2 separate regions of the Homo sapiens genome follow, and region 2 is linked to region 1. The links are chromatin loops, found by intact Hi-C in ENCODE. Cell type or tissue: PC-9. All regions are shown on one strand.

What was found. Hi-C counts contacts between places; a loop is a spot of excess contacts. Peaks named below come from ENCODE experiments on the same cell type or tissue, not always from the same donor. Only the 100,000 strongest peaks of a DNase experiment are listed, where the experiment ranks them.
Region 2: a loop joins it to region 1, with 3.0 times the contacts of the local background. A loop is called at or near these places in 3 of 110 quality-filtered maps.

Annotation. Positions count from the first base shown.
Region 1 is chr3:24,261,212-24,269,211 of GRCh38, forward strand. The region is part of intron 3 of THRB (thyroid hormone receptor beta); the gene reads right to left. Among named protein-coding and RNA genes, the nearest start is that of THRB-AS2, 110 kb to the left of the region's middle. In PC-9, CTCF peaks have their summits at 3,667 (motif pointing right) and 3,867; no DNase peak of the experiment used is centred here.
Region 2 is chr3:24,447,931-24,455,930 of GRCh38, forward strand. The region is part of intron 1 of THRB (thyroid hormone receptor beta); the gene reads right to left. Among named protein-coding and RNA genes, the nearest start is that of THRB-AS1, 42 kb to the right of the region's middle. RefSeq lists an enhancer at 3,789-3,933 and a cis regulatory region at 3,854-3,867. In PC-9, no CTCF peak of the experiment used is centred here; DNase peaks (open chromatin) are centred at 2,851 and 3,891; H3K4me3 peaks cover 1,260 bases; H3K27ac peaks cover 3,867 bases.

The sequences.
Region 1 (8,000 bases):
ACATCTCTCGGCCAGGCGCAGTGGCTCACGCCTGTAATCTCAGTACTTTGGGAGGCCGAGGCGGGCAGATCACGAGGGCAAGAGATCGAGACCATTCTGGCCAACATGGTGAAACCCCGTCTACTAAAAATACAAAAATTAGCTGGGCGTGGTGGCACGCACCTGTAATCCCAGCTACTCAAGAGGCTGAGGCAGGAGAATCACTTGAACCCAGGAGATGGAGGTTGCAGTGAGCGGAGATCGTGCCACTGCACTCCAGCCTGACAACAGAGCGCGATTCTGTCTCAAAAAAAAAAAAAAAAAAAAACCAAAAAAAACTCTCTAGATCCCACTATACTCTTCAGCTTCCACTCCATTTCCCTGCTCCCCTTTAGAGCAAAGGAGTTGTCCTTACTCCCTGATTCCAATTTCTTTCCTGCCTTTTTCTCTGAAAGTTTCTCCAATCAGACTTAGTTCTCTCCCCACTCTTCAAAACTGTCTGAGTTAAGCCAACCCATGAGGCTCATATTGCCAAATCCTATGCAATTCTTGGAACTCATTTTATTAGACCTATCAGCAACACTTGATACAGCTAGCTTCTCACTACCTCTTCAAATCTTCCTCCATTTACCCTCCAGGATGAGACACTTTGCTGATTTTTCTCACTGAACAATCCTTTTCAGACTTTTCTGGTTCTTTTCCATCCAGCCTTTACAAGCTACAAGACTTACGCCTGGGATACCTTTTATTCTTCAGTTCTCTATCTGTACTTACTCCCTTGGTGATCTCATTCTGTCTCAATGGCTTTAAATATTATTCATAAGGTTACATTTCCCAAATATGTGTCTCTATAGACCCCAGACCTCTCCTTGAACTCTAGACTTGTATATCTAATTGTCTACTTTAATAAACTTGATATGTCCAAACTAGATTACAGAGCTTCCCCAGGCCTCCCTTAAAAGTCAAACAAACAAACTTGTTCCATCCTCTGTCTTCCTTAATCACTATAAATGATGATTCTAAATAATTCAGAATCAAAACATTCTTTCTACCTCCATCATTACTGTTATCATCTCTCACCTGGATTTTTATAATAACCTGGTCTTTCTGCTTTCATCTTTGTCCCCCAACATTTTATTCTCAACATAGCAGCCAGAGGTAGTCTTTTTAAAACATAAATTATGTCCCATGACTCCACAGGGCAAATTATATGTCAGTTCATTTGATCCCTGGGTGCCAAACCCTGCAATGGTTTTCCTATCACACTTGGGGTAAAAACCAAGTTCCCCACTCCCTCTGATTGTGTCTTCAGCTGTTGTTCCTCACTCACTCCATTCCAGTCTTGCTGAACTCCTTCTGTTCCTCAAACATATCAAGGGTTGCTCTCACCTCAGGACTTTTGAATGTGAGCTCTCTGCAAAGCTTCTCTCCCAGATACTGTCAGAGATCTTATACCAACACCTTCTTTAAGTCTTTGCCCAAATGTTACCTTTCAATAAGATTTTGCCTAATCACCCATTTAAATTACACCTCTCTTCCTAATCACTTTTCCACTTTCTCTCCAGAGAGCTTTTCACCTTTGAATATACTTCTAATATACTGCCTATTTTCCCCTACCCCCTACTAGACGGTAAACACCATGAGGAAGGGATTTTTTTATTTTTTTTTCTATTTTGTTAATTACTCTATCTCTAGAAACTACAATGGTGCTGGGCACACAGCAGATACTCAATACATTTATGTGTAGAATTTGATTCTTGCAAATATTCTTTCATCCAGTTTAGGTGGCTGGCGAAAACTGAACATGTCTTCTAGAGTATCTGGGCCCAGCATTGAAAGACAATAAATATTAGTGTGACATACAGGGGTAAACCATTCCATTTTTGGCTTTAAACATAATAGAAGGGGACATTATTCTTGAGCTTTTTTATGCCTTTCAGTCATTTATGTGCAACATTAAAATATTTTGCTACTTTTGGCATTCTTCCAATCCCACCTTGCCTGCTGGACTGCTTCCAATTTTCTTCTCTCTCCTTTCCTGTTCTTTTTCACCCAACAGCTGCCATGTACCGAATGTGTATGCCAGACTCTTTATACACATTATCTTATTTAATCCTTACAAAACCACTGTGAATTAGGGAGCATTATCTCTGTTTACCAAATGAGGAGACAGTTGCACAGAGAGGTAAAGTGGCTTGCTCAAGATCACATAGTTAACAAGAAGTTGAAGCAGAATGTGTCAGATCCTAAAGTCCACGCTTTTAAAATTATATTATGATGTCACCAATATGCATAATATATCTTATATGTCCAGTTTCCTAGTATTTAAATTTTGGCTTTTCACCCTCAATTATTTTTGGAGATTATACTGGAAATGACTTAATGACACACTAGATAGTAAACTTCATGTGGATTGGGGTTACAGGCCTTTTTTTTTTTTTGCTGGCATTCCTTCCATACCAGCACCATGGCCTAGACAGAGTGGGCACTCAATAAACATTTATAGAATAGATACTTGCTGACTTAAATATAGACATAGATAATTATACTAGTACATAGCTTATTTTTAGAACATATCTTTCATTCATAAATTAAAGATGACCTCTGGAAGCTTTAAAGAAGTAACTTTGTTGGAAAGCATGGGTTTTAAAAGTATTAATGGACAGTTGATACTACATGTAATAAGTACACAAGTCCTATGTCATCATCCAAAGTGATGTCTCAGTTCTTAGAGTTTTGGAGGCACTGAACTGAGGAAAGATGAAAAAATGATGTTTTTGCTCCTGCTTGGCATTGGCAGAACATATTTATGTCTTACTGACATTAATGTCTATTGGCCAAATTACATGTCAGTTCATTTAATCCCTGGGCACCAAACCCTGCAATGCTTTCCTGTCACACTCAGGGTAAAAACCAAGTTCCCCATTCCCCCTGATTGCATCTCTGGCTGTTTTTCCTCACTCACTCCATTCTAGTCTCACAGACCTCCTTCTTTTCCTCAAATATATCACTGTTTCTTCTGCCTCAGGACCTTTGAACATGAGCTCTCTGCAAAGCTTCATTTTACGTTTGAAGAAACTAGGGCCTTGAAAAGACAAATTTCTAAATGACACACAATAATTAGGGTCAGAGTTGAGTAGAGAACCCAGGCCCCCTTGGTGCTTAAAAAAATAACTGTGTTTATTGTACCTCTTAAATTTTTTGTTTGTTTGTTTGTTTTTCCTGAAAAGTTGCAGACAAAGTTTGGACATAGGGAATCAGCTTTACCCTGACACTTGGAAAAGCTTTCTTTATATGTCTTAAATTATCTCCTTGTTTTCCCAGCTGACAATGCGTAAACTAAATGAGATAATATATGAAAAATCACTTAGACTGTCCTAAGTGATTTTTCATATATTATCTCATTTAGTTTACGACAGTGGTTGCTACTGACAAAACATTCATTAAACAGAACTATCGTTATTACCAAGGTCATTTCACATTTTAAGTTATTCTTGTTCCAGGTAGATTAAAAACTTCAATTAATCAAAAAAAGAATAAACCTGAAAATCAATGTTTCAAATATTTGACACTTAGAGAACCCCCTAAAACAGCAATCTTGTTGCAAAAAAAAAAAAACTGGACTTTGTGCTTTTAGTAGCAATATCCTAAAAGTCCACAAGAGGGCAGTCCTCCTTACAGCAGAGGGCCCCAGAACCGTAGGTGGGTGGAAGGGAATTGTGGGTGATGAGGTAAGCTAATAATACCATCAATGGGAGCCATTATTAAGATACTTTTGAGTGATAACGCATACTATGAAGAAAATAAAGCAGAGTAATTAGACAGAGAATGCCTCGAGGGGAAAGTTAATGGGAACATTAACTGAGTGGAGAACTGACCTTTGGATAAAAAAGGGTTAGCCATCAGTAGACTGGGGGGAAGAGTATTACACTGGAAAAAATAGGAGGGACCAAATTGGACATGGTCTTGGTCTACTTGGGGGACAGAAAGAAGGGCAGTGAAAGAAAGTGAAGAAAGAGGTGAGGAGGGAACATTAGATCATGCAAGTAATGAGCAGCTCCCAGGCCTTTCTGATCCTGGAGTTTGTTCACTGAATCACTATGCTACTTTGAACTCTGAAGAAAAAGCCAAAGGGCACTGATCAAGACATTAAAAGTGGTATTTTTTGGAAATAATGAAAATAATTTAGGAAATGTCTCAGTGCTTCTCAGTAAAGAATTGATCAGAAATCACATGATTTTAGACCTTGAAATTATGAGGAAAAATTAGTGAGGGACATATATTTAAATTTATTCAAAATTTTATGTTCTAAGTCTAATCAGGTGCAGGATTTCTCTTTATCTACTTATATGGTACTGTATAATAATCAAGGTTTATAATAATGTCCATTAAATTATTTTGCTAAGGCAAAGAATACTTATCTTAGAAATGTCTTCATTAAAAAGTATTACTAACATATTTTAAAGGAAATACATCCTAAGATTTATATAGAAGGATGTTCATCCCAGCATTAATGTTAACAAAAATTATAAATAGCATAAATGTCCAATCGTAGATTATTTGAGTGTATTAATTTGCTTCAAAATTATTAAAATATCATTTCAAGGAATATGTAAGGCTACGTTACATACTCATAGGGTACTGTTAGAGGAAAGACAAGCAACAAAATAAAAATGATATATGAAGTTTGAACCCAATTTTTAAGAACTATGCACAGATAAGCAAATTAGTATAAGAATATCAAAAATAATATGAGAATGAATGTCTGTATTTTCTTTATAATACTTTTTTGTATTAAAATTTCTGCAAAGAATGCATCTATTTCACAGTCATAATAATGAAATTAAATATCTGGCATTGAAATTTTAATCTTCCCTAAACTTTCAAAATCTGTTTAGTACTGCATTTTGTATAGAAATTGATAGGGTTTTTGAGATGACAGGGAGAAAAGATAATTTTGTAGAGTGAAGTTAGATCATAGAGTCTCTGCCCTCTTTTAACACTTAATGAATGAACAAAAACATATATTAAAATAAAACAAGTCAAAACAAAGTGTTGCCAGGAGCCACAAAACCAAGAAAGGAGTGTAACGCCATATCCTCATCTTAAAATGTTTTGGCTAAAGAGTAGGAATAGCTGGGCTGTGGCGGTGTGGCTCCAGCTCCTCCACCTCTGAGACAATACTGAGGAAAGAAAGGGAGTGGGCCGAATCCAAAGAATCTCTAATGATGACTTTAGACTTGGGAAGAAATGATCTGAGGGTAGTGAAGAGGCAGGCTTGGAAAAAGTCAAGAAAAACACCTTAGAAAACAGGAGCTCTTGTGTACAGTCATGAAACCTTGGCAGAGGCAGGGCTCTGACCCAAATTAGTGAAAGAGCTGAAGCCCACAGCCACAGGATCCACTGCAGCTGATGGAAGGGACTCGGGTTTAGCACATCGAATGGGATTTAAAGAGGGAGCCAGCCAAGCCCAGGTCCCCAGCAAAGGCAACACACTGATGTTGGAAGCTAATACCCAGTCCACAAAATGTACTCAGTGAGGAAGATGAAGGATTTTGAGATGACATGGAGAAAATGCCAATAAAAATTCACCCATACTCTAGTAGAGTGAAAAAATCTGGACAGACCTTCCATATTAAACATAAATAAGATGAAAAGATATAACATGAACCTATGGATGGAGGAAAGAGAGGAAGACAGAAAAGGAGGACAGGACGAGGAAGGAAGAGAGGGAGGAGAGAGGTGGAGGAGAGAGAGAGAAAAAGAGAGAAGAAATAGAATAGCTCCATCTATAAAGAAAACATAACCCAAGAAAAATAAGAAAGTTTCCCCTGAATACTTAATTAAATAAAATAAGATTAAAAGAAGATTATAAAAGAACAGAATAAGATGAAAAGGGATGAAAAGGGGGGACAGAACGAGAGAAACAAACTGAGAACCAAAATGCCATAGTTACAGAAATAAAACTATTGAAACAGTGAGGAATATAAAGCTAACATAATGACAAGAAGAAAATTTCATAAAATAGTCAGTGAAGAGGAAAATGACAGAATTTGTAGCAGTTACATAAGTGGGTAGAGGTGGAGAACCAAGACAATAGAACATAAGGATTAGTGTTTCTAGAGATGAGAAATATAATAGAAAATGTATGTAAAGGTATAATGTTAGAAACTTTTCCTGAAAAAAAAAAAAGACTTGAATCTGCAGATCAAAAAAACTACAGTGTTCCAGGATAAAGAGTGATAAACAATGACTGACCACTGACAAAAATTCTCTGCTAGACCAAAATTTAGTCAGCCTCCTGAAGCCTCTCCTGGGCTCATCTATGCACTTCCTTGTAAAATCCAGTTTTAGCAAAGAACCCTGCTAAGTCAGTTTAACCAAAACCCCTTATCCTTAATATCTGATCACCATTGATATTTGATCAGGTTCATCATCCTCCACCAACCCTCAGGTCATGTCTAACACTCTAGCCTGTCTTCAGAATAATCCCGGTAGGTTGGTTTAGCCAGAATCTCCTGTACACTTGATGTTGCCTCTTAGTAATTTTCATCCACTGACCACACTCTGCCCCTTGACTATAAATTCCCACTTGCCCACGCTGCTTTTGGGGTTGAGCCCAATCTCTCTCCCTGACTGCAACACCCCATGCTGTGGTCCCGGTACCCATCCCAATGGTCCTGAAGAAAGCCTTCCTTATCATGAATTAACAAACATCATTGAGTAACATTTCTTCAACACCATTAGCCCTATCCTAGATAAATTATGAATTTCAGGGTCAAGAAAATAATTCTTTAGTCAATTAGGCACACAAAGAAAGTTCTCTATAAAGGCAATACTTTTGTTCAGCCTATGATGTTTTCATGACATTCAACCCCAAAGACAATGAGACAAATATCTACAAAATTCTGAAATAAAGTGAATGGACACAGCCAACATCATCGAGATTATAAAAGACATGCATTCTCAAAAATGGAGGAACTTAGGAAATTAAGGCACCCCTCAGTGATTCTTGAAAAAACAGCCAAACAAACAAAAAAACTGGAGAGTGAAATCCAGTAGTGAGCATCACCTATTTACCTATAGAATATGACTAAACAATTGGTGAAATTAGAATGCAAATGTTGTAAACCCTGACAAATAAAAATAATGCAATATAACAAAAGCTGGAAGATAGTGCAGCGAGGTGGGAAGAAATGAGATCCTTTAAAAAATTGCTGTAGTTAATTAATATTGTTTCAAGTTGAAACAGTAGATTAAAAAAGACCTCATTTAGAAAAATCTTTTAATTTTATGGGGATCTTTTGAAACTTAACATCCCTTGGGTGAAGAACATTTAACTGAAATTCAGCAATTTCTTCAATTTCCTTTTAGTTTTTCTCCTGACAAATTCAAGTAAAATTAAACACATTTTAAAATGGCATTTATAATGTGATCCTATATTTATAAAACTATTTCTATTTACCCATCCTTCCTTTCTCCTTGTTTTCTCCTATTTTATACCTATGAATGGATAAATAATCTAGAAAGAATGTTCTTCAAATGTTTGTGCCTGTTATCTCTGGGTGTTAAAGCTTTGAGTTATTTTCTGCTTTATTTCTTACATTTTATGTTATATTTAAATTTTAACAGGAAGTGCTACATTCTATTATATAAATAATTAAGCAATATACATTATTATATTTTATAAAAGTGACATCTTAAAAATAAAAAGAAAATAGAAAATTTCTTACATACTTTTAGCACTGGCATTATTAATGTAAATTCCCCTTCTGGGTAGGCACCATTAGCCATACAGGCAACATGGCCCATGTCCTCAGGGTATTATATAGTTTGTCACAGTGACCTAGTCCCACAGATGGACATGGAATTATGGCAATATCAACATATTGCTTCATGACCAACATATTGCTTCAGTCATTTTCCCACAATTATAAAATGTTGCCTTCTTTCTAAGAAATGTCAATTTGATTAAAGTCACAGAAACATAATACAAATGGGAGAAGGATTAAGGTTTTAAT
Region 2 (8,000 bases), 190 kb after region 1:
GCTAGTCATCACGACCACTTCATTTGGTAATTATTTATGAAGTACCTTCCTGCCCTTGATGACGAATTCTTTCTTTCTTTGAAACCTGTAGCGATCTTGTTGGTCAGCAAGAAGCAACTACTTATTTCTTTATAGTTCAAACTCTTATGATACAGTTGGGTGACAACTGAATTATGAATCCTTCTTTCCACATGTGCCATTTGCAGAGCACTGACCCCTGACACATTCCAAGTACAGAAATGGTCAGACTCTCTTGAGTTCTCTTGGTTTTCACTGGCGATTTATCATTAAGGATGTAAGTATAACTTAACTTTAAAAAAGACTCGCATATATGAAAAAATCAGCATAATCACATAGAAACGCAATTCAGGGATCAAAATGCTATTTTTAAAAAATCTTTTAAAAGTCTCCATTGTAAAAATGATTACTGCTCAACTCTGAGAAAAGTAATGATACCAAAAGAGGTTAACCAGAATGAAATGTACAATGTTGGTAATTAATGATTACTTTAGATAACTATGTAAACATTTTTTCAGAGGCACTTGCTATCAATTAGGAAAGCTACAATACACAGATAAGCAGGCCTTGTCCTGGTTTGTTCCATCGGCTAGAGAAGCAGCCTTTAGCTAGGGGTCTTTATTAAAAAGACTTGTATACCTCCCATCTTGACAACCTAAAAGTTCATTCTCTGAACATAAACACAACCCATTAAGTACCTGTCATGAGGTTATTACAAAACATATAAAAATATAAAACTTGGTCTTTGCACATTTATAACAGATTCAGGTTGTTTGGCTAAATGTACATTAAATGTTCAAGAGTCAGCAAGTTCTGGGTATGAAAACTAATATTTAAACAGAGAAATGCCTTTTCTGAGAAAGAAAACCCCTGCCACTGGCTTTGGAGAGTAAGAACACAAGCCAGCAGATGACAGGGAAGGACTCTATGCCACTAGTTAAAAATAAATGACAGAGAAGCCCATGCAAAAGCAGGCCAGAAAGATGCGAATTTAGAGAATGGCAAACAAAACAGCCAAAATAAGGTCAAGGACAGATGTAAGACAGAAGGAAGTCAAAGCAGGAATGGCTTGAGTTTGAAGGCAAAGGCAGAATTCTGAATTTGACAGAGGGAGTGATGGGCAGCCATGTGGCTAGTTAGAGGGTGATTTAAAGTTGGCCAATGAAAGACAAAGTATGAAAGGGAAAATCAGTTCTTCAGAAATGATTATTAAAAATTCTTGAAGGCAAGCTACTTACAGCCATATTTCAGTACAAGCATGGTGAACACTGTATACCAATATAAGGAGTGTTCCTTATTTTAAATCTGTTCTCATCTATTTTCATGGATTTCACATATATATGACCCATTTCTGACAGCAGGGAAGGTCACTTTCATATTAATATTCAATATGTCACACCACTGTCATATCAACTATCCTCAGGCAGGTCTGATGGCTGGTTGACAGAAATGGGCATTTTGAGAGGAAATTCCCAGAACCAAGTAACCCAGCTGGAGAATACCGCTGCAGGAAAGACAGCAGTACTATATATTAACTCAGCAGGGAAAACAGCTAAATTGTTCTTCCTGCTTATTAATAGACCAACATTTAGTCCAACAGCTCTAATTTTCTGTGGAATTTTTGACTTTCTCTCTTGAAAACTGAAAGTCATGTTAATGGTTTTCTGCATAATGCTTGTCTGTATGGTTTAGGGATATGAGGGAAGATTTTTTCAAAATAGGGAAGCCGGTCCAAAGAATATTAGCCTTATCTTTTCCCTAAATACTATATATGTGAGACTATCTTAATTCAAAGGAGGCGATATAGTGAAAAGCTTTTCTGTGCTAGTTTTAGTAATAACTTGTAATAATGGGAAAAAAAGAAGATTAAGTTTGAGTGAATAATAGGACGCTAAAAAAGAAGATACTAACTTGGCTCTTAAGTTTTTAGTGGGACTTACTGCTTTGATTTATAAGCAATAATCATAGAGGCAGAAATGAGACAATCTAGCATCTAAGCATTCAAATGAACATTTTAAGAATTAATGAGGAAGGAAGGAAAGGAGGGAAGAAGGAGGAAGGGGAGAAGGAAGAAAGGAGGGGAGTTAGCCGGGAAGTAAACAGAGGGAAGAAGGGAGAGAGAAGGAAGGAAACTAGACACTCTTAAAGAAAGCATCATAACTTAATATTTAAGATTCTTATTTTATACAATTAAAAATCTCGTTTAATTATTTAAGAAAGAAAACTTCCACAGGTATAATGTACAACTGTACCTTAGAGACCATGTGATATGTATTCATAGTCTGAAAAGTCTTTGTATTTATTCTTGGGAAATAAGGACTACACACTCAAAAAGAAATTCCTGCAGAGAGGCAGGTAAATGGACAGCACGATTTACAGTAGACCTCACATTTACACATTGGCAACCCTCACAAAAGCTGATATGCCCTGACGTTTATTTCCTCTGAACATTTACTTACGAGTGTCAAAGTCTGAAAGAAACCTCATTACAAAAAGTGACATTTTATCTCCATTTGTGCATTTATGAACGTATTCTACATTTTTCTGAAGTGTTATTTATTCTTTACTTTAAAAATGTACTACCCAATTTATCTATGAGGTCTTTCAGTCTCAATTCATGACAACCTTTGTACTTACTGTTCCTAAAAACTCAAAGACGAGTTTCTGAGCTTTGTAATAAAGAACTTCATTCTGCTGTACAAATTAAACCAGGTGTAGGTAAACCAGTGTAGGTAAATGAAAAACTGGGGTTAAAAAGAAAAAGATGCCAATCTATAGTAGGCTCAGCTTTTTTTTGAGAGAGAGATTAAGGTGCATACAGTCAACTGGTGTGAAGGTCACCAAACAAAATGTTGCAATCTTAAAGTGCCACTGACATGCAGTCAGTGTGCTGCAGCAGCTCAGGATTAATCCATGCAGCTCTTTCTCCTTCCTTGCTATTGTTTCAGAATCCTTCATAAATGTGCATTATGAAGTCTGTTATATTTGCAGGAAAACATTCTAAAAATTAGACAAATTTTTCTTCAAATTGAAATAAAAATATGTAAATAATATAACTTTTAAAAATTTGGTTTCCCACACCCAGGTTTTGTTATAGGAAAAGTGACCCACAGGCTCAAAACTCCATAAATATTTCCTTGTGATACATATGAGCTATGACAAGTCTAACCTTAATTATTTATTATCCACTTACTAATGACGTCTAAATTACCAAATATTTCAGTTGAAGATTTTCTGATTTTCCTGGGAAACAGCTGAAAGCTACAAGCCACTACATGTACTTTTTTTTTTTTTTTTTTTTTTGAGACAGAGTCTCGCTGTGTCACCCAGGCTGGAGTGCAGTGGCGCGATCTCAGCTCACTGCAACCTCTGTCTCCCAGATTCAAGCGATTCTCCTGCCTCAGCCTCCCGAGTAGCTGGGACTACAGGTGCCTGCCACCATGCCTAGCTAATTTTTTTTGTATTTTTAGTAGAGATGGGGTTTCACTATGTTAGCCAAGCTGGTCTTACATTCCTGACCTCGTGATCCACCCGCCTCAGCCTCCCAAAGTTCTGGGATTACAGGCGTGAGCCACCACGCCCGGCCTACATGTACCTTTAGCTTTCAAAAGTCAGAGTCAAAATCAGAAGGAAGCATTCCTGGTTCAGGGACCTCTATTCTCTTTCACCTGCTCCTGACCTGCTGCTTTCCTTTTGGTGAGGACAGCTCCTTATAAAGCAAATAGCTCCCCACTCTGAATGGAAAGGCTCATCTCCTCAGTCCATGTTGCAAGCACAAATCTCCCTGATAGTCATTTAGGGAGTGAATCAGACTTGCAGCCAATAAGCACAAAGCTGACCTTTAAACCTCAGCCTTTAATAGAGCATTGGGTTATTTTACTTTGTGTTTGCTCAACATTTCCAGGGGTCAAAGGGCCTGGTTTACTGACGTGGGGTGAACTAGGGAACCTTGCTTCAACTTCTATGTTGCAACAGATAAAAAAGCACTGGGGGCTGGGCTGGTAGGGGCCTAAGCCCCAACCTCAAGTATGCCCAGTATCACAGGTGTTAGAATACATTCTGAAGTCTTTAGCATTTAGAGATGACTAGATTGCCCGAGGCTGAGGACTAGCCCTTAGCTAACAACTATGGGAGAAATGAGAAAGAGTCTTGGGGGCTGGGGAGTAAGCTTTCACATTTTCCCAGTACTGCACCAAATGACAGATCTTGAGGTGAAAGGAGAAATCAGTTAATACTGATTCTGTCTTTATTTAAACATTAATATTTATTTTACCATGGGTATTTGTGCATTACTTTTGATTTTTAAAAGTAGTGCATTAAAATAATATTTGTTGTGATTGCCTGGATTTTTGGCACCCCCTTCCGTTTGGTGCCCAAGGTGCGTGCCTAACTTCCCTCACCCTAGTCCTAGCCCTGGTCTGTCACCTCATGGTTCCCATCCAACATTTTCACATAAAAATGGGGGTAGATTTAAGCAGGCTGGTGGAGATGCTTACAGCAGGGTTGAGAAGGGGAGAAGTGTCCAAGTCATCCAAGAAAATCATTACTGAGCATGTAGTATGTGCCAGATGTACATTCCTTTGGTCCTCACCTATGAGGAAGGCCTACTAATCTTCTGCTGAGAAAGATGAGGCTCCGAGAAACATGCTTCCTTCCACTTTCCTCCAACCCAGGAACCGGCGCTATAAACCACCTGGTGCTCAAGCAGAAACGTGGGGGCTGTCCATGACCCCTCCTTGCTAACCCACCTGTAACTATTTATGATCACTCAAATAGTAAATGGAGGGGTAAAGTTCAAAAGATGGTCTGCTTGATGACAATGTCCACACTCTTTTTGCTATATCTGCAACCTCTCCCAAGAAAACTGGTCTTGTTAAATTGTTCTGGCATCCTGTTGGCTGGTCCAGGACAAGGTTAAATTATTTTTAAGTGCTGTTTTGCAAATTTCTCCAGTATATTTCAGTTCGAATTTGAATACCAGCTCTATCTCTGGCCCAGGATGCTACTTGAAGCCCGACATCTCTCCACTCAGATATCTCACATCCATCCAAACAAACAACTCCAAAATAAGATTCTTGACCTTCCTCTCAAACCCTTATTCTCCCCAGTTTCCTCCATCTCAGGCACTGGCACCACCAAGTGTCTTGTACACAAGCCGGATACCTGTCAGTTGTCTTTGAAACTTCCCTCCTCTTCTCCATCCAAACCATCACCAACTCTTGTCTATTTCAGTAGTCAAAACAATTAATAGCAGCAACAGTTATTAAAGCATTCACTATGTGCCAGGTACTCTTGTGATGCATATACAGCATTATTAACTCATTCGATTTTCATAACAACTTCACATCATGGCTCCTATGATTATTTTCATTTAACGGTGGCATAGGAAAATTAATTTGCCCAAGGTCATACAGCTAGTAAGAGAGGAAGTTAGTACTATAACCCAGTCATTCTGGCTTCAGAACACACACTTTTAGCCATGACACTCTATCCAAGATAATCCCCAATCCATTCACCTTACTCGTTTTCCACTGTCTCATTTTAGTTCAAGCTCACTGATTTTAGTCATTGCTCACTCTAGCAACAGCAAAGGTCTCCCAAGTGGTCGTCTTGGTTCTGTTTCTACCTCATTTTCACACATCAATCTTCATGAAACAGCTAGCAGGATCATCTTAAAGTTTATATTGGATCACGCCATTTCCGCTGCTAAAATCCACAAAACCACTCAACTACTTTCTGAATGAAATTCAAACTCCTTAATGTGGTCTCTAAGGTGTATGTAAACCGGCCCCTTCCCTCTTCCCAGACTTTGTCTCCTACCCTTCTCTACCTTACCATCTTTCTATTCCACTGGCCTTCCTGCTCATCTTTAAACCCAGCAAATTCATTCCTGTCTCATGGCCTTTGCACATGCTGCTCCCTCTGCCTGCAGTGTTCTCCTAGCCCTCAAGACAGCTTCATCAAATCCTCAATGTGTCTCAGGGTACTTTCTTGACCCCTTTCCCCAAACTAAAATAACCTCTGTATTATTTTATCTTAGCACCCGCTCTCTACTTTCATGGCAATAAAAAAATGCATTCCAGGAGGAAATATAAAACGAAATAAAAATTTTGCAAATCATATCTCTGATAAGAAACTTGTATCTTGAATATACAAAAAACTCAATAGTAAAAAGGCAAGATAATTTAAAAACAGGCAAAGGATCTGGAATATTATTAAGCAATATAAAGAAATGAATTTTATCGATACATGGTATGACATGGATAACCTTTGAAAACATTATGCTTAGTGAAAGAAATCAGTCACAAAAAGTCAAACATATTGTATTATTCCATATACATGAGATGTCCAGAATAGGAAAATTCATAATTCATACAGACAGAAAGTAGATTAGTTGTTGCCCAGAGCTGGAGGAGGGAATGAGGAGCAAGTGTTAATGAGTGTGAGGTTTTTGAGGGGAGTGACAAAAATGATCTAAAATTAATAGTGGTGATAGCTGCAAACTGAGAATATACTAAAAATCACTCAATTGTGTGCACTTTAAGTGGGTAAATTGCATAGCATGTGGATTCTCAATAAAGCTGTTTAAAAATAGAATGGAATGTAGTTTTTACTACACTTTAAAATGGACCTGTTTGGCATTTACAAGGCAGGTGTGGCTTAACTAAGAGTATCTACAACTTGCTTTTGATAGGAGAAGATAAGTTTTAGATGAAACTTCCTCATATAGAATTTATAATCTCTCTCTCTTCTCATAATTCCTAGTCTTTTTGTCTTTTTCTATAGATATTGTTGAAATCTTAGAATAAGATGTATAGAATTTTAGCATGGGACAAGATATAAGAGATAATGTAGTCTCTGATTTTAGAGGAAAGAAAACATACTCGGAAAGAATAAACATCCTTTCCACGATCACAAAGATAATGAGAATGAGAATCAGAGCTTTCCAGATCAAAGCTTTATTTTTTATTTTTCAACAGCACCATAGAAAATGTAGAGTAGTGAATGGTATTTTCCAAAATATCTTCTTGACCAAAGTCGCTAACAATTGACAAGGATGAAGTCTACACAGAGATTGCTTTTTATTGCAGTCATTCCCTCAGTAGCCCTTGACCGAGTGCTTGGTTTGTATTAGTCACTTTGGGAATAAGGACTTACTTTTTTTTTTTTTTTTTTTTTTTTTTTTTAAGGCAGTATTGAGTAGGAAGTTTACATTGGAGTCTCTCCCTCAAGAGTTAGGTCTTCATAGGTACTGAACACTTACACCAATCACCTCCATTACTCAGCTCCTAAGCAGAGATGGAAGCCTCCTAGGTGGAATGTTGAATTTGATTTTGAATTCTCTCTTCAACATTTTCAGCATAAAATTCTTTTCCACTCCTAGATAATATGCCTTTTCTATCTTCTCTTCTCTGTAAAACACTTGGCTTTGAGATCCTGAGAGGTCTTACTTAGTTGTGGGTCTTTGATTATCTCAGGTTTTCTTTTGTCAGCATCAGTGGGAAATAAGAAGTGAAAAAGTGATTTCGTTTCTTAGTGTTTCTGAGTTAATAATGGAAGCACAACTTTGGTTAAATCATTACTTTTGATTCAAATTAAAACACTGGTATCAACATAATACTTTTAAAAATAATCAGACTAGACAATCTGTTCAGATAAGCATTTGACCTCAAAAATATTTTTTACTTCTATATTCCTTGACTACCGCCCCTTTCCAACTTTCCTCTATTTCAGAAAGTTTAAATTGCCTAAAAGAATTCCGGCTTCATTCAGTGGGGTCTTTTATTAATAGGCAGAGAAAAGAGAACTGTATTATAAGACTCAATGACATATAGGATGGATTTTTGCTACTCCATTTCGTCTGGCTGATGACAAGAAATGCATGTGTCCATGCTCAGTGTTGGTTTAGGTGGGCTGGAGAAGGTGGGGCTACTATTTTGACATCACTGTTATTGCTCAATTCTCTGAAATATATTTTTAAA